Linked DNA regions of Mus musculus: all the other regions are linked to region 2. The links are chromatin loops, found by intact Hi-C in ENCODE. Cell type or tissue: left cerebral cortex. All regions are shown on one strand. Links, peaks and the distances in the headings refer to the core of each region. The heading gives the core; the rest is flanking DNA.

Region 1 (7,822 bases), core at 3,337-5,836, 120 kb before region 2:
AGAGCTTGCTCTTATTTTATCAGACAGGTATGCTTGTCTCAAGCTGCTCAGTAACTTGTTATGGGAAGCCTAGTTAGTGACAGGAAAACCAAAAATGGAAGCAGTGCCAATAGTTAGCCTTGGAAGCTCTAGCAGGGGCAGATCTATTCCCAAAGGTGGTAACTGCATGCAGTGACAGTGTAAAGAGGGGTCCCAGGGTACCACTGCCCACTGTGTACAGCAGGGGACAGGCAGGGAGCAGTTTCCCTAATTTTGTTGGCTCTCTTGTTTGAGCTGCCCACATAGCCCAGATTTGCCACTGTTCTTATGATTTTAATGGACCTCAACCTAGAAGACGACTTCTAGTAGCATTTCTTTGGGAAACTACTGCTCCTTTGTAGGGAGAGAAGCAAGGGTCTACACCACCCGAATGGATTCTCCCTAGTACCTTTAATAGCAGTCTTGGGGCGGGGGTGGGGGGGGTGGGGGTAGGCATCAATAGTTTATCTCCTTTTCTGTAAGAATCTCCCAGCTGTTCTCTGGGATTTTGCCATGAAATTTGACTAAAATTTCAGCTTCCCCTTTTCTTTTCTTTTCTTTTCTTTTCTTTTCTTTTCTTTTCTTTTCTTTTCTTTTCTTTTCTTTTCTTTTCTTTTCTTTTCTTTTCTTTTCTTTTCCATGTCATCCCTTTTTCCACCCCCAAAGGCCTTGGAAAGTTTTCGTGTTCTAATATCTTCCTGTTCCTTTCAAATAGCTGTCTTTCCAAATAGTTGTAGCTTCTACAGGCAAAGGCAGGGCCTGTCAAGATGGCTCCCTAACCAAGGCGCCATCTCCCTGTCTCTAGGAGCCAGCATGGGAGGTTAACCATGGCTTCTTTTTTCCTTCAGGCAGTCATTGGTTTGTCTCACTAGAATATATCCCTGGATATGAATCACTTTCACTTATACCATTTCTCCAAAACCCCAGGCAGCAAGCTACTGTAGCTCTGGGGCTGCCCAGCTGTGTCTGCGAGTCTGTGTTGCCCTTGAAGTCAGTGCTTTTTGTTTATTTTGAAGCCTCTTCTTCCCCACCCTCCATCCCCTCCCACAAAACACCTTAAGGGATATTACATTTAAATGACCTTTAAAAATCCATTGAGCACATCCCAGGAGAAGTCAGGGGACCAGGTACTAGTCCCACACTAGCTGATCAGACAGACACTATTACCTCTGATGCTCTTATCTAGTGTAACATTTCCTGGCCGCTTTCTCAACATCTAGGTATGGAATGTTTGTGCTAGGGTCCCCAGGTTTATTTTAGCCAATATTTTATGGAGGCAAGTGGTCACATTTTTAAAATAAAGCCAAGCACCACCAACAAAAAATGCTTTGTGACTTGCTAAAGGAAGTCAAAACCAGGCATGGGGCGTTTTAATTGAGAGACTAAGGTAGAAGGCAGATTTGGAATTGGCAGTGTCACAGGTCACAAAAAGAATGGCAGCGAATTGGGCTTTTGTTTCCCCATCTCACTGTGGTATTTAGCTCTAGTCATCTACATGACTAAGGGAGGAATAATTGAGTATTTTATAATTGTAGGTATTCTAAGAGGCTGGGTACCAGCGGGTGATGAGAACAGCAAAGGCGAGTTCACTTCGTTCTGTTGGCCCCATGCCTAGATTTCTAGCCAGGACCACAGGAAAAATGATTAGATGTGGAGCTTTTTTTTCTTCTTCTTCTTCTTTTTTTCATTTTTATTCCCAAGTTGTAAAAAAGGAGGTATAAAATAACAGTTTCTTATTCTCAACTACCAAAAGTCCTATGAGGCCTGGGAGTGGCACTCCGTGCTCAGAAGAGCTCCGTGGTACAAGGCCTTGGGCTGGGTCCCCCTCACTGGGAATAAAGAGAAAGCCTTCAGATTCTTGAGGTCGGCATGGCTCTCTTTGTATTTATTTTGTGCTCTGTCTTCATCAAAGCTGTGTTGCCTTTAATAGCTCAGTTGCTGTCACTTTTTTAATAGCTTGAAATTCCCTCCCAGAAAATGAAGACTTTAGAAAGAAGCCGGAACTGTGGTAATTGTGTGTGTGTGTGTGTGTGTGTGTGTGTGTGTGTGTGTGTGTGTGTTTTAAACCCTGCCATAAGAGAAAATAAACTGAACAGGATTAATGCAGACACTCTTAAGACCTGACAAGCCAAAGTGGGTTGAGAAAGGGGAAGATAATGAAATCTTCCTTTGGAGAGCTAAAGGGATGAAGTGCTTCCTGCGCACCTTTAAGTGCAGGAGCAGATAAACCGGCCTCTTCAGAATGCGCTTTATGTCCTGAGAACCAGACGCAGCCTTTCCAATTCCCTTAGAAAGCTGCCAGGCCTAGTGCATGCCCCAGTTTCAGCAGTCAGCCCACGGTTCCCATCATACGAAAGTACATTATCGCCTACCCGATGTAAATAAGTCTGTGAGATTAAGCTAGGAAGAGGACAAGCACCAGGTTCCTGAATCATGTGAAGACATACAAGATGGTTGTCTCGTCTCATTGTTACATAAATGTATCTGATGCTTTAAAAATCACCCAACTAGGAACATATATATATATATATAGTAAAATCTGAGAACTCCTCAGACCACCCTCATTTCACTATTCTGAGAGAACCATTGTTGAGAGTGTGCTTATCAGTCCATCCATCTTCTATGTAAATGGGATTATACACACTGTCATTCAGTTTTGTAAACATTAGAGCTGTATAGGATTTTAAAATATTGTATGATGGTTTATGCGACCTCCTGTATTAATGACTGGGCCTACCCTTACACTTTCTTCTTCTTCTTTTTTTTTTTTTTTTTTTTTTTAGTTATTTATATAACATAGAATCATAAGAGAAATAGGCAAAAAGTGTGTTCGTCTGTCTTATGTTACTGTAAGGAATAGCTGAAGCTGGTTCCTCTCTAAGGAACAGAGATTGTGTTTAATGAGGTTTCTGAGACTGAAAGTCCTAAGATCAGACATCTGTCTGTTTGGCTGCAGCTGAGGGCCCACTCGGCTGTAACAAAAGGGTGGAGAAGGAAATGGCCGTTTACAGAAGAGGCCAGGTCCATGGGATGGACTTGCTGTGTTACAACATGCTCTTAGAAGAGCCCACTCTGAGAGGCAGCGTTGGCAGTGATGTGACCTCATCAGCCCTAACTCTCCCATGCTCCTCCGTCTCAGCACTCCTGTACCAAGGACCAGCCTAGCACATGAAACCTTGGACACACTGATCCAAATCAACAGGACGTGTCCATTTACACTTAAGTAAACACTGCCAAATTATCCTTTTAAAAACATGGTTGAGCCGGGTGGTGGTGGTGCACGCCTTTAATCCCAGCACTTGGGAGGCAGAGGCAGGCGGATTTCTGAGTTCGAGGCCAGCCTGGTCTACAAAGTGAGCTCCAGGACAGCCAGGGCTACACAGAGAAACCCTGTCTCGAAAAACAAACAAACAAACAAACAAATGGTTGGATGATATTGAGCCAGAGAACAAGGTAAAGTATTGGCCGTGGATTGGTGTTTATGCAGAGAGAATAGTAAAGCCACAGTCATAGTCTTGGTGTCCAAGTCTGTATTGGTAGGAAGATGGGGACACTCTTGAAAGGTGGTGAAGAGATAGAAGTAGTACATTTGGTGACTTTGGATAAGGTGGTTTTCTCGGATGAATCTGAAGTTTCTGCATGGATGGTGTCTCTGCTCATTAGGACCAGAAACAGAAGGGGCAGAGGGTTTTTCATGTTCAGCAGATTAGCTCTGCCATTTTATCTACAAGGTGAACCTAAAAGTTAAGAGTTGACTGCTTTTTCTTTTGTCACCCTACATCAAATGCATCATCTAGTCCTGTCAGACTCAAAATATAGTCAACGTTATATAACCCAACTGTGAGCTGACAGGATGCACCAATGAGCTGGAGACATGGTGTAAATCTGATCTAGTGGCTTCCACCACTGCCATTCTCAGCCATGCCAGCCATCACCTTGGTGACTGCAGCCACCCTTGAGTGTTCTCCCTGTTTCCACAACACACACACACACACACACACACACACACACACACACACACACACATACACACACACACAAAATTTTAACCATTCACCCACACAGGAATTTTTTTAAAAAATCATAAATTAGATTTATTTTTAAATAGCATCCAGATCTCTTACCCCTTCCAACAGCCCTGTTATGGTCTGGCCTCCACATACCCGCTTCTTCTTACTGTTGGAAACTCTTAGCTTGAATAGACCATCTTTTTGCCTGCCGTGGGTCACTGTCAAGTTACAGTCTCTGTATAAGACACTTGGCCATTCTTGCCTGATACTTCTTTCTTAAGCACAATTAGCACCTCTGAGAAGCTGGTTCTCTGTTCTCCTGTGTATTCTATATTTTCCTGTCTTGTTTGTTTCTTGCAATTTAGAGTTTGAATTAAATGTCTTATTTATGCCCATCACCCCCTCCCCCCCCCAAAAAAAAGAGTATAAGCCACCAGAGGGCAGGCTGCTAGCATGTAGAATTAATTCTACTGCAGAGTAGACTCAGTAAGTGTTGAATGGAGAGATGGGCAGATGAGTTAGCAGTAGGAGAGTATGACCTTTTCTGCACCAAGGCTGATCATTTTGTTCCTGACTGAATTGCAAATTAGTTAATTATGTTCTTAATCAGATAATTATGCTCACTTGTGATTCATGATGCCTAGGGCTCTGTCTCCAAGACTATCAGTAGGGGGTGCTGGAATATAGCTTCTGGGGCACAGCTAGACATCTTGAAGCTTCGGTTCTGGGAGCCATTAGCTTTAATGTTTGTGGGAAGGGAAATTTATTGACTATTGGGGCAGCATTGTCTATATATGTTAGCCACTGGCTAAGTGTGGCTGCCGAATACTTGAGGTGTATCCGACCCAAATGAAAATGTGCTGTAACTGAGTGGTACATACTATACTCATGGTTGGAAGGCTCAGCATGGGAATTACTATGCACGATGATTTTATATTGGTTATATTTTTTAAAATACTATAAATGTGTTGGGTTAAAGAAAAATACTATTAAAATAATCTTAACTGTTTTCCCTCCTTTTAAAGTGGCTATTAGAACTTTGAAAACTCTACAAGAGGTCACATTTGTAGCTTGCTTTGTGGAGTTCTGTGGATAAACATTGTCAAGGGTATCTTTTTAAAATTTAGTTTCACAGGAAAGTCAGCTTCAGTTTTGTGTGTTGACTCGGTATTCTTGGAAACCATAATAGACTTTGCTTCTGATTTTCCCTTTTGGGTGAGACGAGGAGGTTGGGGTGGGGTTCTTGGTTTCTTTCCTGAGGGAAGCTGCTAGAACTGTTGATAAGAACCTAACAAGTTTAACTAGTTCACTGGCACAGTAGTAGGCAAGGGCCTGAGTTCTTGGAAGTAAAGGAAGCCACGCCAGGAGTAGAGAAGCCGAGAGGCAGGAACTAAGCCGAGGCAGCTGGAAGTCCCGTGTGCTGATGTGCTTGTGTTAGTCTAGTCCATACTGTAAGTTAAATTGTTTCTGGGCTTACCATGAACCTTCACCCCACTCCACAAGAGTCAAGGCCACCTGCTGGCTTACTGTAGTGCCTGGTTCCCTTCCCAGGCTTACGGCCCGGCACGGAGATAGTTGCCATCAGTGTGTATTAGCTGAACAAGTATATGGCCGTGTTTCCAGACCACAAATAAGCTATGAAAGGGGCATTTTTTTCTTCTGTCATCTTTCTTCTGTCTGTATAACTAATGTCTGTGGTACTAATTTGTGGTTTCTATCTACAGCTTTGGTTTTTTTTTTTTTTTTTTTTTTAGTTTTTTTAAAAATTCTTTCTTTCTCTCTCTCTCTCTCTCTCTCTCTCTCTCTCTCTCTCTCTCTCTCTCTCTCTCTTTCTTTCTTTCTTTCTTTCTTTCTTTTGGTTTTTTGAGACACGGTTTCTCTGTGTTACCCTGGCTGTCCTGGAACTCACTCTGTAGACCAGGCTGGCCTCAAACTCAGAAATCCACCTGCCTCTGCCTCCCGAGTGCTGGGATTAAAGGTGTGCGCCACCATGCCCGGCTCTTTTTTTTTTTTTTTTTTTAAAGAACATTTTTACAAAGGACATTTTCCCAGCAACTGTTTAAACTACCTAGCCAAAAGTCCCTCAAAGCAATGCATCTAAACTAAGCCTTGCCCATGAAGTTATTTCATGCATGTTAACATCATTCTTTAAGGAGAAAAATGTGTAAAGAACAAAGGGTGGGCTATTTCTTCCTTCACGTTTGTGCTTTATTTAGTGTTTGTACTTTTTTTTACGGCACTGGGGGATTGCCGCCTGGGCCTGATGCATGTTAAACCACTCTTCTATCGCTGACCTACATGCTCAGCCCTTCCTTTCAACCTCCTTAGTTTTATAAAACTCCACTAAGAATTTAAGTTTTCTTACAATGAAGTGGGCGGTTCATGTACTCGTCTTCATGGTGTCCAAGATGCAGATCCTTCTGTCTGTCTTGATACTTGCGTTGCCTTGTCCTGGCACATAGTTTCTGCAGATGCTCATGGCTGGTCCCCCCTTTCCATCGGTTACAAGGAAGGGAAGGAGAAAGAGCAGCGTGGCAGTCAGCTGAGTCACGGGGTCAGCGTAATTTTTTTTTTTAATGGTAAAATTCCCATGGCATTAGTTGTTCGAGAGTGAGCATTTCAGTGGCGTCTGATATATTGAGAGTAGTTGTAACCACCACTACTCGGGTTTGTTGTGCTGTTCCTGTCCAAAAGGAAGGCCAGGACTTAGCAGGCTTTTCTAGTTCTGCCTTCCCACCAACCCCTGCATCTTCTAGTGTATGGATTTACTTTCTCTAAACATTCCTCCTCCTCTTCTTCTTCTTCTTCTTTTTTTTTTTTTATTGAAGATAGATTTTCTTCATACCATTCGTACAATATATCCTGGTTATGGTTCCCCTTCCTCCAACTCCTCCAAGCCCTTTCCCACCTCCCCTGCCATCTTGATCCACACCCTTTCTTTCTCTCATTAGAAAACAAATAGGCATCTAAAGAATAATACTAAAATAAGATAAAACAGAAACAAGCTGGGTAGGACAAGGCAACAGAACAACTGGAGCCGAAGTAAAAGCACAAAAAACCCAGCTAAATGCAGGGCGCGCAGGTTCGTACGCGCTGGACGCCAGAAAAGCAAAACTGGGAGTCAGAATATATATGCAAAGGGCCTGTGAGGTTAAAAAGATAATAATACTTTTTTTTAAAGCCCTGAAAAGCATTATGAGACAAACAGCCTCCAAAGATGCCATTGAGTTCATTCTGGGTCAGCCACTACTGCTGGACGTGGGACCTGCCCTCAGGATGGTTAAATCCCCAGGAGACTTAGTTACCTTACTCAGGAGGATTTTTTTTTTTTTTTTTTAGTTTCATCCATTAACCTGTGGATTTTGTGATTTTATATTTTTTAAAAGATTTTATTTATTTATTATATATATATGACGAGTACACTGTAGCTGTCTTCAGACGCACCAGAAGAGGACATCGGATCCCATTACAGATGGTTGTTAGCCACCCTGTGGTTGCTGGGAATTGAACTCGGGACCTCTGGAAGAACAGTTAGTGCTCTTAACTGCTGAGCCATCTCTCCAGCCCATGATTTCATATTTTTAATGACTGTGTAATATTCCATTGTGTAACTATATCACATTTTTTTAAATCTACCGGCTGATGCTGATAGAGATATATAGGTTGTTCCCAGTTTTGGTGTATTATGAATTGAGCAGCAGTGGACATGATTATGCAAGTGTCTCTATAGGAGAATTTTGAAATGTCCTTTGGATATATGTTCAACAGTGGTATAGCTGGATCTTGAGGTAGAT
Region 2 (7,822 bases), core at 2,857-5,356:
GCTGTACTTTCTTTTCGACACATATTCTAAACACCTTCCAGTTTATTAGCTTTGTTGATTTGATTATTAGATTTGTGATTTACTTATTTTGTTGCAAGTATCAAGCTCAGGCCACTTTTCTTTCATATAGCTCTTTATACTTGTCACATGGGCAGGAAGAAGCCAGGAGTGATCATTACTTAACCCAGCTCTAGCATTTTCTATATTGTTTATAGGCTATATTGTATCTTCTGATCTCATTCCCTTTCCCAAATGTTTATACAATAACACCCTGTTGCTTTTTAACTCAGGATGGAATGTGCATTCACAAATATTTCATTATGATTCATGTAGTAAGATTCTTTTTACTGTTTCCCAACATACAAGGTGCCTCCTGCCTTTTGTTATCTTATATTCAAGTTAACATATGCTGGATATTCACCATGTATAAGTTATTGTGCTACTGTAGAGAATTGCTAATATTTAAAATTATGCCAGAGAGTCCTAACTATAGTATTTCATTTTATTTTTAATTTTATGTGTGTGTTTATTTAGGAGAATGAAAGCACAGCCCTGCACAAGTTAGACAAATGTTTTACCACCGAGTCACCTTACCAGCTGTTTTAACTTTCTAATATTTATTGGAAACGTGTATATTTTGACACAACATTTCTTCTACTTTTCATACCTATTTGTCATCCCATCTGGACTGCTGTGTGTTTTATAGCTTTTTTTTTTAACTTAGCAGGTTGTTGAATTCCCTTCATGATCTTTGTTAACTTGTTTAATATGCTTTTCCTTTATCAGTTCTGGTTTTTTTTTTTTTTCATAGAATACATTTGTGATAGTATGATGCTTGTGATGAGTGACCTAAGTTTTGTTTGTAAACATTTTATGTCTCTTTGCTGAACTGGAATATCTTCTTCCTTCACTTTTACCAAAAGGCCAGACCTCCACATGCTGTGGGCTTGTTTTCATATTGACCCTTAAGTAGGTAGGTCAAATTTTGCTGAAGCAAAGAAAGCATTCTAAATCCATCACTCTATTTAATAATGGTTAACTCACCAAATCGCCTCCTTTCAAAGAAAAGCTAGACGTAAAAAGAGGAAGAAAATCTTTTAGCTCTCATTAACTCCGATGTTTGGAAATGAACAATGGGCCAGAAAGGAAAAAAAAAAAAAAAAAAAAGGCAACAGGAGACAGCAAAAGACAGGTATTGTTAGGTATCTGATATAGGATTTAGAAGCACTTCAAGATCCAGTTTATAACACATATGAAATTTGTTTCCATACTTATTTTTCACTCCTCCCAAGCATGATAAGTTAGATATCATCTCATAAATCTTTATCTTATAGCCAGTAACTAATCCATTGTCTAAAGCCCTTTGAATGCTCTTTCTAAGAGAAATACTGTGCCAGGTACTAAATTAACTAGAAGCACAAAGTTCTACTCCTTAATGGTTATTAAGAAAATCACTATCTGGGTTTGACCGTGAAAGTGTGAGAGGGTTACAAAAAGAAGTGCTGCAAGTGTTAAGGAGTAGAACATTCAAAATGAGAATGTGAATACCGAGCTGAGTTTCCGAAAATCTGAGCGCGATTTGATCGCCATGGTTTCTTTGCTATTTGCCTGAGTAATTCATAAGGCATTCAAGTCTTCCCTTTCTCCCCTCTCATCTCTGACAGAGAAAGGGATGGGTCTGGAAGTGGTGTTTCATACCTAAGATGTAGGACAGTAAATATTTGGGACGATTTCTAATGATCCCTGTTGCTTAGATTAAAGTGTACAGTTAGTTATGGACCTTGAGCCTTTTACCAAAAGCCAGTCAGGGCTCAGAACTACATCACCTTCTTCACAATGGTGCGATGTTTCTTTTTCCTGTATGGAATAGAGTATTTTCCAAAATGATTCAAATGAGAAAAAAGCTTAAGATGCATCTTGTCATGATTTGAGAGAAATGTTTCCTCAAAAATTTAATTTGTCTATGTGGAGAAGGGGAACGCTGGTCTATTTCCATAGGCTGTATAAAGTAGGCAAATCATTTCCTTAAGATTTGGAAGCCAACATTTCCACCGAAAACCAATTCATTTTGGTACAGATGACTTAATGGAGAGAACTAACAGTTTGTAGGGATTATTTACAAATCTACGTTCAACGCATATAGCAGGGCAGCGAGATCGTCTATTAGATGCACCTGGCCCTGGTGAGCAGAAATAGATTCAAGGGGTGCTGGGGGGTGGGGGAAGGCTGCAAAATAAGCCCGGTCCAAAAGCCGGGTCCACAATACAGTCCAGAGCACGACCTAAGGTAACCCTTTCTGCAGCCTGGGACTCCCGGAGCGCAAGTTCTCAAGCTTGCAAGCATTCTATTGATTCACACTTGCGTCCTTCAACAGGTAGCACCAATTACAGCCCCCAAAGCACGGCGCCAAGGCATACTGGCTAGTATGGCTGTCAATCAAATACATCACCTACTTTCCTAAATGATCCCCTCCTCCTGTCACTGGCTTTTTCTCTGACCTATCCCCAAACTTCTTTCCTGCCTGGAATCCCTAAGACTTAGGTCAGTGGAGCTTGTGATTGGCGAGAGGATGTCCCGCCCCCCTGGTGCCCAGAGTGCCCCGCCCCCGGCGCGAGAGTCTGGGAGGGAGGAGGGTGCGGGCCGACTGGGGCGGGGCCTACCTCCCACGGCGGGGGCGGAGCCTGAGACAGACCCGCCCGCTCGGTTAGGACCTCGGAGAGCGCCAGGCACCAGGACCAGAGGGACCCGAGAAGCGGCCGGATCCGGGCTGGACCTTCGCCCGCCTGTGAGCCTGCAGCCTCCGCGCCCTCCGCCTCACGGGCTGGCCGGCGGCTAGTGGCGTCTGAGGAAGGTGCTAAGTCTGGGGTCCCCAGGGACACCCGTGCTGTCCCATCGCGGCTTGCCCTCACACCTGTGCGCACGCCTGTGTGTGTGTGTGTGTGTGTGTGTGTGTGTGTGTGTGTGTGTGTGTGTGTGTGCCTGTGCAAGAGGGAGAGCGCGCCCGCGCAGCTGTCTGAGGTGCGTGTGGCTTCCCGGCTGTCTGTGAGGGCTCCAGGGCTCGTAGCCCGCGGTGGTAGCCTCAGCGCCCTGCTTGGCTGGGAGGGAGCGAGAGAGCCAGCTCTGCGCGCCCCGCAGGCTGAGGCGGGACTCGGGCCGCAGGCGTCACCGCCTCACATCCCCCGGAGAGCCGCTGCTGTGCAGAGGGGGAGCCGGGCGGGGAGGGGACACGGGAGACCAGAGGCGGGAGAGGGGCAGAAGAGAGGAGCTGGGGACAGGTGGAGGCAGGCGGTCCCCGCTCGCCCCTCCCGTCGGCTGTGGCCGTGAGTCACCGCAGATGTTTTGGGGTCTAGGTTTTTGGGTATATGGGATGGAAAAAAGCCATTTTTTTTCCTGTCCCCTAGTTTCTATTGAGAAAAAGGAAGCTTTGAAGATGATGGGATTGTGTGGGGGGGAGCCCCAAACATGGTGGAAGAGTAAATACTGGTTCCCCTACAACATCGTTTTTTCCGATAATAAAAATTTATGAGTTGACCCTGAAGAAGGAAAGCCCCCCTTTCAGAACAGTCCATAGGGTCTTGGTCTGTTGGGCTCTGGTTTGATTGTATAATAATGATGATATAATGCTAATGACGATGATGACACGGCCTTTTATTTTTACCCCAGTGCTGATAAAGCATAGCTACAGCTGGGGATAAAGCCCTTGAAAATCTGAATGTGCGAAGGAAGGAATACTGTTGCTCTTGGAGTTGTGTTCTCTTTATCTTATAAAGATATCCCTTTTAAAGTTAAAATTTGAGGACATGAAGCCCGAACCCCTCTTCCCCGTCGATTACATCCAATGCTCATAAAATGGGGACTAGCTACTCCTGCCTTGACTAATGAAAAGATAGAGGCTTTTGCCCCGTAAAATTCCATGTTTGTGACCACTTCTCTTTTCCTTTTAATTTTTCGACAGTGTTTAAAATGAAGAAGTTTAATTTCCGAAAAGTTTTGGATGGCTTAACTGCCTCTTCCCCTGGCAGTGGTAGCAGCAGTGGCAGTAACAGTGGTGGGGCTGGAAGTGGCTCTGTCCATCCAGGAGGGACTGCAGGGCTTCCGAGAGAGGAAATTCAGGAAAGCCTGACTTCAGACTATTTCCAGATTTGCAAGGTAAGTTTTGAATTGGCTTTAGGGCCTGTTATATTTCTACTTTACTGTTGTGAAGAAACAAGGAGACACACACACACACACACATACATTTGCAGGGCTGGAAATTGTTGAGACGTCAGTATCAAAGAGCCTAGTACTAAGTTGATTTGAATGAATAAAAACACTTTAGATATTAACTTTGGCATCGGTTTATAAGCAACAATGGTATTTTAAAGAGAAGGAAAAGACACACAAAAAGTAGTATTTCCAAGGTGTTAAAGCCAAATAAGTGGACAAAATACGTTTGTGTATACGTACTAAACTGAAGGAGAAATGACAGCCATTTGGCTTCCTGGGTTTTCATTCTGAGAAACTGTTATTCCTTTTCTCTGTCTAGTTGTAAAATGAATAAGGCTCTCAACATGTTGCTAGAATTAAGTAGATAATAGATTAATGTGCCCAGTGACAGTGTTCTAAAATTCTAGATATTAGAAAAAAAGGGATCTTAGACCCTTGATAAGCATACAAATCCTATGGGCTCAATTCTTGTGAGAACTCAGAATTCCCAGAAAAGCAAAGCAACGTGTTCTGATTCAGAGGAAAACATTTAGGCCATTATACTTTGATTTTGAGCTTCCAATGAACAAGCAGAATTTTGGACAGGGAAAGAAGATGAGAAATAGTAAAAAAAAAAAAATGTAACATTGCTATATAAAGATATTATAGTATTACTTTATGAGATGGTATATTTTCTTCATTGCTCTTTTTGGGTGTTACCTTTCAGTGTAATTTTGATATGACTTATATGAGAAAAAAAACCACCTTTAAGTCATTTGTATGATATAAATGAATATAGTTTTATAAATGTGATTGAATACATAATATAAATACATAATAAGAAAAATCAGGTTAAGTTTCAGTCATTGTCTCAGCTCTTCCTAGAAAGTTTATTATAAAAACATCAAATCTATAGTTATTAGTTTACTTAAGGCCCAAGTTTATTTAGAATTAAATAGATTTAATCAATTGTGTGAAATTTGAATACAATATGAAGTAATAGATATTATATCAGTTAAGGAAGAACTTAATAGCGGTTCTGAAACAAATATGTGAAAGAGCCCTGGAAGCCAAATTTGAATTGCTACACAGGAGAATCATGTCTTGATTATTTATTTCTATTTCCTTTCCCATATTCTGAAAAAAAATCCTAATACCCTCAAGTAATGAACGTGATAGTGATGCAGGAGAATTTTATTTCAGATAAAATTAGTATAGAGCAGGTAGACTCAAACCAGATGGATGATGAACAGTAGAGGCTGTAAAGCAAGTAGAGAAATTTTTAAATGAAATAAATTCAGAGGTATGTATGTGTAAATGCTGGAAATAAAGTGCAGCACACGGTTACCTCCAAGTTTCTTAAGAAAAGAGTGGTCATGACAAGTGGCAGAAGTTAAGTATGGTCTATGTCTGATACATATGGCATGGTAGGAAGGACAATGGCCTATGAATAAGTTTTTTTTTTTAAACATTTTAAGCCCTGCCATTTGCCAGCCATATTATCACGGGCAAGATATGTTTTTCTTCTTGGAACCTTGTTTCCTGCATTTGCAGTATGAGAATAAATATTTCTATTTTCCTTATATGAAAGAAAGCTTATTAGAATTTGAGAAGACAAGACGGTGAAGAGAATACACAGGGTGAGAGGGGTGATAAAATATTTATATTTTTGAAGTTGAAAAGATACCTTGTTTGTTGTAGAACAAATATAGCCATTATAATATACTTTATATTTAGGGTAATAAGTTTCAAATAAACTATGAGGTTAGACAGTTGTATTAGCTATGCAGTAATTGTACTGCAGTCACACCAAGTATGGAAAACACAATAGTATATTTGACTAGGACTACAGTTAATTTAAAAAGTGATTATGTAACTATATTATAGGTAGCATAGTCTATAATGGATATATAAAGTAGATTAAGGAAAAAGCAAAATTAGAGCTGTCATTGGGATGAGGACTTCTTTTAGGCTTACTGATCAAGTGTGCAGAGAAGATTCTTTTGTGAATGATAAGACATCAGCACCTTCTGGACACTTTTATCTTTTTATTGTGGCTAAAACTGAAGTGTAAATCCAGATTCTGTTCCCCACCAAGCCTCCCTCGACCATCTGAATCCTCAGATCCTATTTGCTCTGTGTTTCTGAATTTTGTGCCATTTCCCATCCCCGGTACTCATTCCTTGCATCTTACTTTCTTGATTTGTGTCTTGAAAATACATTCTGATCTATCCTCACTTCATATTTTACCTTATTATACTTCATTTTGTTGTAATAATGTGATTACCCGAATGCAATGTGATTTGTTTGGCAGGAATTCTATGTTAGTTTCCAGAGAGCAGTAGTTCTCTAGAAACAAAAGTCTTTTGTTATACTCCAGTAAAATCAATTAAGACAAATAAATGTGATGTTTTATTAACTTAAGTTTATTTGATGAATTATAACAAGCTGTACTGCCAATCAATACTTTTTTTTTAAATTTTGTGTTTTGTGTAATACTCTTAGGCAGGTATAGGGTATTTGTTGATCTTAAGGAATGTAAAGCTAAGTTCCTCATAATACATGGAAAATGCTCAGGAGTAGAGAGACAGGCTAACATACCAGTTTATTGTAATCTTTTAGGTTCAGTATGTGCCCTTGAGTGCCCACTGCCTCAGCTATTCGCAACATACACCAACTACTCCTCTTGAATTTGAATTTTGTGAAAATTACTCATCTTGAAAACACTGCTTTATACATTAAAACTTAATCTTTTTAATCTTGATTTTTCATATGGTTCTCTTCAGAAAGGTGCCCTGTTTACCTTCCTAACTCTATCTATTTCCTTGGTTCCCTTGGCATATTACACTGCTCCAAAGCATCACATTGTCATGTGCAGTGCTTGTCCATGACTTCCTTTAGAATAATTATCCCAGATGTACAGTTGGAGAACTCTCAGTTAGCCTTTACCATATAATTTAATGACAACCTCTGTGAGACCAGTCCTGACCACTGCCTCTGTTCACTTTATCTTTTAAAATGTTTCTGCCTTTCCAGTGTAAAATCTCTGAAAAGCAAATGCAGTGTTTTGCTTTTATATCTCAGTTAGTTGCTTTGAATGTCCACTGTTGACAGACTAGTGGCACTCAATGAGTTCTTGCCTCTTTCCGGTGTTAAAGAACCAAAATATCCAAAGAGAAGGCCCAGGGATTGGCACTAAATAAAAGGCCCACAGGAGATTCTTAGGTACAGTTAATATTGCGGACTAGCGACTAGTATGTTTTATTACAGAAGAAGGAATAATATACATCACTGGTTGCTTAACTAAAAATAGGATAAGGTAAAAATACTGTTAATAATCATGTATTAAACAGTTTTCATTTTTATTTTGTTTGGGTGTTTTCCTGTGTGTGTGTGTGTGTGTGTGTGTGTGTGTGTGTGTAAGTAAATGTATATATGCACTACTTGTATGTCTTGTGCCCATGGAGGCCAGAAGAAGGGACTGGATTCCCAGGAACTGGGCTTACAGATGGTTATAAGCCACCCATATAGGTGCTGGGAATCCAACTGGATCCTCCAGAAGAGCAGTCAATGTTCCTGCCTGCCAGGCATCTCTGCAGCCCAAAGATTTATTTTAAATTATGTGTATATATGTATA
Region 3 (7,822 bases), core at 3,337-5,836, 110 kb before region 2:
TTCATGTTTAGTGTGTGGGTGGAGAGGACCAACGGGGAGGTGCGTGTCAATCCCATGTCACATCTTTTTTGACAGGCTGTAACGTTTAGCAACTTTAGCGATCATTTACTTGCATCCCGTGGCGACTCATTAAGCTGTGAAATGACTGAGGCACTGTGGGCATCTCTGTTCACATCTCCAGCGTCAGCTAGCTTTCTGGTTCCTGTTGATGCAGCCTTCAGGGGCTCTCCCCACCCACCAGCTCAGTGCATCTTACAGTAGAATACCAGCCAAGCAAAGAGTTAAATGGATGTGTGTGACAGTGACAGCCTTTCTCCCTCCTAAGCTGAGGTCTTAGAGTATATGTTAAGTCACCATAGTAGTGGTGGTGCACACCTTTAATCCCAGCACTTGGGAGGCAGAGGCAGGCAGATTTCTGAGTTCAAGGCCAGCCTGGTCTACAGAGTGAGTTCCAGGACAGCCAGGGCTATACAGAGAAACCCTGTCTCAAAAACAAAAAACAAAACCAAAAAAACAAAAAACAAAAAAAAGCCACCTTGGAAGTTCTTAAATATGTTGCTATTCTCCCCTTCTTTCACTGGTGGACCGGCTTCACATGTGTTGCATACGCCCTGGCCCTCGCCTCACAAAATGCTGTTTCTAAGTCCCCTCTTGAACTTTCCTAACTGAAACGTCCTCTGCCTCCAATCTTCCCTTGACATTTCCCTCCTCTCTCGAATCTTCCACCATAGCCATGCCCGCCAGTCAGCTCCTGACACCAGCTCCTGTATGTGTGCTTGTACTTACTTCCCAAGGTGTACATTCCCTCCCCATTCTTCATCCATGTGGCGCGGCTCATCTCAGTGCCTGTCACAGTAACCGTGCCAGACACGGGGGTGATCCAAGCCCAAGAGCGAGAGCTCCCTGGGGAATACTTGTTGGAATGAGCCCTTTTTTTTTTTTTTTTTTTTTCCTACAAGGGCTGCTACATTGGTGGAGCATAATCAGTAGCTGCTAAGGGCAATCTCTACTACTAATTGAGGTCAATGTGCCTGAAAATAAAAACGATCAGACAGAAGGGCGGCAGTTCAGTGTGGAGAAAGACGAGTTAAACTGTTTAATACCTCAGGCCCTTGCCACGCTCGTGGGCATTTTTACCTTTGCAAGTTCTTCTAGAATGCGACCCAATACATTTTTATTTTATTCTCAGGCGAATTTGAGTGGGCCTCTCTCTGATGAAGATACTATCATCCTGTGCATATGCTAAGCTTCTCTTTACTGCGTCACGGGGGCTTTCTCGTCTCCTTAGATGTAAGGAGCTGCCATCCCCTTTCTTCAGCTGCGGAAACAAGCTGAGAGAAATTTTCATGACTTGCCCGCGTCATGGTAATTCTAGTCACTGCTGAGACTTACACCTAAGATTCCTGACTGTGGAGCGAGAGTCACTGTTTCCACGCAGTGTTGCCTCCCCTGGGTAGAAACAGGTCTCTGGTGGAAACTCACACGGTCTTCTCCCCTGGAGACTTCTTTGCTCTCTAACTCTTGTGGATCCACTGAGATAGAAGGTTTGTCTTTGTCTCAGGATCTCTCTGATTGGCTTTTTTTCCTTTCCATCATCTGGATTCTGTCTCATTGGTCTGTACCAACCACCTCAAGTTTTATGTTTTAATGGACATACTCTCTCTCGAGACAGTGATTTTTGCCTCCAAGTGATAATAGCTTTGGCCTTGCTGCTCATTTGACTCAAGTTCTTCAACTCTGCCATTGATTTCCCAACAATCTTAGATCCCTGAAAGTTGTAAGCCCCAAGTCCCACGCATTCCTGATGTAGCTTCCTCATTCCCGTCCTGTATTAGGGTGCTCAGCCGCAGAGGTGTAAAACACACCACTGGTGTCACTGATTTCCATCTGGCCCTTTCAGCCGTGCAGATCTCTCAGTGGTTCCTCCCACAGTTGATTCTCTTCTCTTTGGCTTTAGCCAATCTGTTCATAATCTTGGTATTCTTGTGCCTTTAATATCTGAGTTCAGTTTGCCCTCATGAAACTTCTGTAGTAAACTTTTTCAACTGTCTATTCACCCTCTCTGTTTCCTTTCTAATAATGCCCATGTTTTTTCCTAAGGATAGCTTTCCCAGGAAAGTGTGCATTCTCCCAGAGCGGTATAGCTCAGTGGTTGAAGTTAGCGGTGGTCATGTAACTTGTTTTAACCAATTGTGGAGAGAAATAACATATCATTAATGCATGATTTATCTTCCTCCCTGCTGTAGTAATTACTAAACCCTACATCAAGATGAAGCCTCCATTGTCCTGTATCCCAGGATGACTATAATGGTTGAGCACCCCCACCCCCCAACAGGTCAGTTTACCCTGTCACATCAGGAGACCAAGAAATGTATATCTGCTGGGTTTAAGCCACTGGGTTTTGGAGGTTGTATTACCGTTGCATAAGAAGGCTGGCCTAACAGAGCAATCTTGGTTTTTTTGACAGTGATCAGGAACTTGGACAAAGTGAGCAGGCAGTCTACAGTGTTTAGTGGCCAAGGAGTTGGTTAAGAAAAATGCTCATGGGTCGGTTGTTACACTAAGACAATAAGGAAAGGTTCCTGTGGCTTCAAGGAGGAAGTCTTTCACTTTTATAGATTCATGGGTATTAGATCTCAAACCCAGGACAATGGCCAACTGAGGTGCATTTCATCATCAAATCCTACCATGGCCTCCAGGTTCTCCCAGCATCCCCCAGTCTCTCTACCTGTTACAGGGTCCTGTTGACTGGCATACCCTACCCCTACCCTAACTATCTTCAGCCCAGGGGCTGGGGTGCCCTTCCCTCAGCTGCCCTCCCCTGTACGCTTGAGCCATCTGGGTTACCTGGCTCTTTAGGTTTACTGTTTACCCTGTCAATCAGTCTCTTGGCTCAGGCCGCCCCACCCCTCTTAGTTGGGTGCTCCGCCCCTCTTTCCCTTTTACCCTCATGGCCGACTCGGGGTCATGGTCACTCTGGACTCTCCCAGATGTCTCTGTCTCTGACTATGCCCCCCTTTTTATCTGCACTAAACCTCCATCACATCAGGAGCGGCCATGTCCTTCCTTTAGACCTTTCTTCATCTGACCATGAAAGACGAATTCCCATTTCCCTGGCTCTTATGTGTGAATGTGAAGTCTGGAATTATTAGGAAAGCCATCTCAGTACCAGCCTTCTGGTAAAGCCATCATACAGGAAATATGTTTTTCAGTTAGAAAAGCCAATAATCCCCTTTATTGTTTAAGCCACCTGGGTTGGGTTTGCTGTAAACTTCAAAAATATTGAAATAGGTTACTTCCCTCCTGTTATTTCTACTTCTCCCTAGCTCATAAGGTCTCGGAGAAGCAATAAGTACCAACAGCATCCATTTGTAAAGACCTGCTGCACACAAGCCACCATATTGATCTTCAGAAGGAAAACAAATATATTCCATATCAGGGTAGCAAATATATGTGTGAGCTCCTTGAGAGAATCTTTTCCTATGTATATTTGTTTCCCTGGCAAATAACACGTAAGTGGGTGCCGGGCAAATATTGTATTAACCGAACAGACATAAATTGATATTTACCCTACAATATTGTTGAGTCTTCCGAGCTTGAAAGATTCAAGAATGATACAAGATAGTGTGTGCTTTTCGTTCCAAGCCTGAACACCCAACGTATGCAGTATGAACAACGTGAGGGGAACAGTGCATCCTTGCCTGAGGGTTGGAAGCAGGAACACAGCTTTTCTGGAGAAAGCCAAGGTTAATCTTAAAGCAGGGCTGGGTGGGTCAGGGTTAGAGGGGGGCAGAGTGGAATCAGCATGGTAGAGTTGGGGTAGAGTTTAGATACCATCTGTGGTTAGGGAATCACCGAAGCATTGCTATACGATCAGGCTACCCTGGGAGCGTTCCCTCCATCCATTTGATGCTCATTATTTGGTGCAGGCACCTACCCTGACTCTTGCTAACTCACATGTTCAGATTATCCCCACCTAGTAGGTCATTACATATGCTTATAAAATTGCAGATGTCTGTCTACCTGCCATTTCTCCCCGGAGAAAGTATAAATTCCCAAGGGCATGTGGCAAGCGTCCTGCCTCTTCTCTGGCTCTCAACTTACTGCTGAGTGTGTTCACACACAGTAGGTCCTCAGTTAAGTGCCTACTGTGTTTGTTGAGTTGCTGCCGAGGATTTGGTTTTGGGGGATGATGTTATTTGCCTCCTGAGCCTGGTTTTCAACACATCAGTGCTTCATCAAAGCCCTGTCAGATCGGATTCTCAATAGGGTATCTTAAATACATGCTATTAAAATACCTAAATAGATGTGCCATCTGTTTCAATAGACTGAGCCTGGTGAATCAGCAGGAGAGGTGGGAGGCTGATCCAGCCAGACATGAACCAGTTGGGTGGGGAACAAGCAGCTAGCTCTCTCTGTGTCTTTACCACTCTAGAGTGCTCTCATCGGAATCTACAGATTTATAGGAAAAAACAAGATCAAGCAGCTAGCAAAATGTGAAGACTTGGGCGGCGTCTGAGCTAGTTAACGGCCATCTCTGCCTGGAGCCCTGCATCCTGCTATGGATAATGCTGAAACCTATGTCAGAGCAGGAGAAAGAAGAGCCGAGGGACATGCCCTTTCCCTGTTCTGGGCCTCCAAAATCTAGATCTTTGGTTTCGTGCAAGTTTATAAAGCATTAAGAAAAAAAGGAAAAAGAAAAGAAAAGAAAAAGTCAATTCATTTTGGGAACTGTCACTAGTGAAGTCACCCAGGACTTAAATCACTAAAGTCGAATGTAATGGTGGGAAAGGGGGTCAGAAGACAGTTTTTTTTGTACATTTCCCCTGGTGATATGCCATCAAGCCTGAGTGTCTAAATGCTCTAGGCTGCCAGGAGCCTGACCACAGTTAACTTCTTTCTCCCATTGCCCTTGTGATGCTGTGGCAGAGCCGGCCACTCTTGATGCTACCATTAAAGAAGGAAACAGATTCTTGGGTCACTCATCACCTCCCAAATCATGTTGAGAATGTTCTCTGTCTGTCTGTCCATCCCTGCCTCCCTCCATCCCTCCGTCCCTCCCTCCCCCCATTACTTCTTTTCCTTTCCATCCTCTAGGATTGTATCAGACAAGCTAATACATAAGAAAAGGCTTTACTTAAAAGGCATGTTAATCAGAGACTCACTGTCCTCCCAAGTTCAAGCTCCCAAGAAAGCAGGTATAAAGATCCTTTTCATCACCCGTCTCCTGGAGAGGCTGACTGCCTGGTTCCTGAGGCCCAAAGGGAGCACATTTGTCTGATCAATTCACTGGGGTCCAGGGTCAAGCCCTTGTCTTTGCAGCATCGGGAACTTGGTCTTGGCAGAGGCTCTGAGTTGATCAGACGCAGGACTGCTGACTCATGCTAACCCACAAGAGACTGATCTATAACCAGCATGGCAGTTTATTAATTTACAGTGGGAAACATTTGGCCTCATCTGCCCCTTCTATCCCTGTAGGCCAGTTGCATGGGAAGAGAGTTCATCAGAAGGTGGCTCGGTGAGCAGGAAACATTGACAAGGCAAGCTGGAGGATTGAAATGCTCAGCATCGCCAGGCAATGCCTATCCAGGGTCCCCGGCTCCTCCAGGCAAACTAGGATTTCAGGTACCTCAGTGGGGAACTTTGTTCTAGAACTAGGCTTGCACAGGTCATAGTCTGTGCCAAGACTCTCTGTTTCCCCACATTGCTTCTTCTGGCCATTCTCTCCACAGCACAGTACACTGGGCTTTCTATAGACTGTTCCTCATCAGACTTCCTGCAGTGGAACCGGGAAGTATCTGCTGGTTACCACAGCAGCACCTGCATCCATGAGAGAAACACAGACTTCTGTAGTGTATGGGAAATTCTAATTTATTAAGCTCAGGGAAGGGTCAAGGAAGCTAAATGTTTATGGGGTTCCCAGTGATGCTCAGGCCAGGGAACAACTCCTGTGAAAATATTGTTTCAGAATCTCTTACATCACCTTAAGATGACTGCATATTTTCATCGGGTCCCCTTTAGAGTGATTGTATATTGCTAATTTTCAGGGCAAAAAAAAAAATGTTACTTTGTAGTTCCTGTGTGTGTTGGGGGGACAATCACCATTGCCTCTTTGAGCTTTCCTTCCTCTAATCCTCCCTTTTCTTCAGCCCCGCCCCCCCCACTTCCCTTTCATAAATATTTATCAATACCTAATGCGTAAGGTAACTTCAGAGGATGTTATGGCAGCTGATGCTCCAAGTGCCAAAAGCAAAAGCTGCTTTAAGGTGATTATGGACTTTGGGGATTTGGATGTACAAGCCTAGTGCAGACTGTACTGAGGCCAGCCAATTAAGTGGCGATCTGATATGAACAACCTAGAAAGGGGTAGCAAGTACCAGTGGTCCATGAGTTGATGGATTCTAGAACATACCCTTATACTTCCAAGTTGTCTTAAGGGACACTCCAGGTACTAAGGCCCATCCCACCTCTAACTAGGAAAACAGCGTCTCCTCTTCCTCAGCCTGGTTCCTACCTTGCCAGCTCCTGGTGGTGCCTGGCTTCTACTGGAGCACTGAAATCAGGGAAGCAAAGGACTCCAGTAAGCACTGTTTTATACCCAGGCATTATGTTCCCCAAATGGATTCCACCAAAACAGATTTTGAAATCCTCATTTTCCAGAAGAAATTGAGGCTCAGAAAGGTTAAGCACTTTGCTAAAGGTCAGAGGTGAGCAATGGGATTGAATTCCAGGTTTACTCAGTTTTAAGTCCTGTCTCGGTTTTTCTGCCATTCTATACTGTTCATAGATGGGGGCGGTGCATGCAGGAATTTTTGAGCATGAGCTTCACAGTGCTGTGCATATGTATTTATAGATAATTCTCATAATTTCTCTCTGCAAAATGACATATATAAATACACATCTTCTAAATATATGCTGTAATGATGACTATCATATTCCTACATATAAAATATACTAACGTCGAAATCTGCATTTGCTTATATAGCTAGTTCTGATTTATTTATAGAGAAGAATAAAGGCTCCAGTGGAACAGGGTGGGAATTGGGGTACCTGGCCATTCACTTACTGTTTTCAGAAAAGACTCCATTTCCTTCTGAGACTCATTTCTGCCATCTGAAGAGAGGTTTGATTAGGTCCCTAACATGCTAGGTTTCGAAGGACCCAGTGACAACTGTTACTATGTTTTAGATCAAAGTGTAGAACGGGTATGCTAGATTAAAAATAAAGTGAACAATGGGGATGTAGAGATGGCTCAGCAGACAGGAGCCCTTGTTGCTTTATAGATGAGATAAACTGAGCTTGAGCTTGGTCCCCAGGACCCACGCTGAGCCACTCACATCCATCCATCTGTAACACCAATTCCAGGGGCATCCAGTACCCTCCTTTGGCCTCCATAGGCACCTCCATAGCATACAGGCATGCACATGTTCTCTCTCTCTCTCTCTCTCTCTCTCTCTCTCTCTCTCTCGCTGTCCCTCAAATAAATCTTTTTGAAAAAAAAGCTGAGCCCATATTAAAAGGCTATTTCATAACAGCTAATACTAGGGAGGACAGCAACTTGTTTCTATAATGTTGCAATTAACTCTTATCCCATTGTATCAGTTGCTTTTCTATTGCTATGATAAAACACCATAACCAAGGGAACTTACAGAAGAAAGAGTTTGTTTGGACTTGTGCTTTCAGAGGGATAAGAGACCAGTTCTCAACAGCAAGCAGGAAGCCTAGAGAGTAAGCTGGGAATGGCACGTGGCTTTGAAACTTCAATACCCGATCTTTGTGCTTCAGTTCCTCCAGTAAGGCCACACCCAAGCCTCCCCCAAAC

The links. Hi-C counts contacts between places; a loop is a spot of excess contacts. Peaks named below come from ENCODE experiments on the same cell type or tissue, not always from the same donor. Only the 100,000 strongest peaks of a DNase experiment are listed, where the experiment ranks them.
Region 1: a loop joins it to region 2, with 2.0 times the contacts of the local background. A loop is called at or near these places in 5 of 42 quality-filtered maps.
Region 3: a loop joins it to region 2, with 2.0 times the contacts of the local background. A loop is called at or near these places in 5 of 42 quality-filtered maps.

The regions. Positions count from the first base shown.
Region 1 is chr16:37,501,473-37,509,294 of GRCm38, reverse strand. No RefSeq gene overlaps it. Among named protein-coding and RNA genes, the nearest start is that of Gtf2e1, 34 kb to the left of the region's middle. In left cerebral cortex, for the core only: CTCF peaks have their summits at 4,460 (motif pointing right) and 4,662 (motif pointing right); a DNase peak (open chromatin) is centred at 4,703.
Region 2 is chr16:37,379,839-37,387,660 of GRCm38, reverse strand. Stxbp5l (syntaxin binding protein 5-like) reads left to right here and starts at 2,703. Exons shown (of 28, transcript NM_172440.3): 1 at 2,703-2,851; 2 at 3,956-4,149. The coding sequence starts at 3,964. In left cerebral cortex, for the core only: no CTCF peak of the experiment used is centred there; DNase peaks (open chromatin) are centred at 3,164, 3,653 and 4,058; H3K4me3 peaks cover 2,500 bases; H3K27ac peaks cover 1,282 bases.
Region 3 is chr16:37,491,807-37,499,628 of GRCm38, reverse strand. No RefSeq gene overlaps it. Among named protein-coding and RNA genes, the nearest start is that of Gtf2e1, 44 kb to the left of the region's middle. In left cerebral cortex, for the core only: no CTCF peak of the experiment used is centred there; a DNase peak (open chromatin) is centred at 4,373; H3K27ac peaks cover 1,660 bases.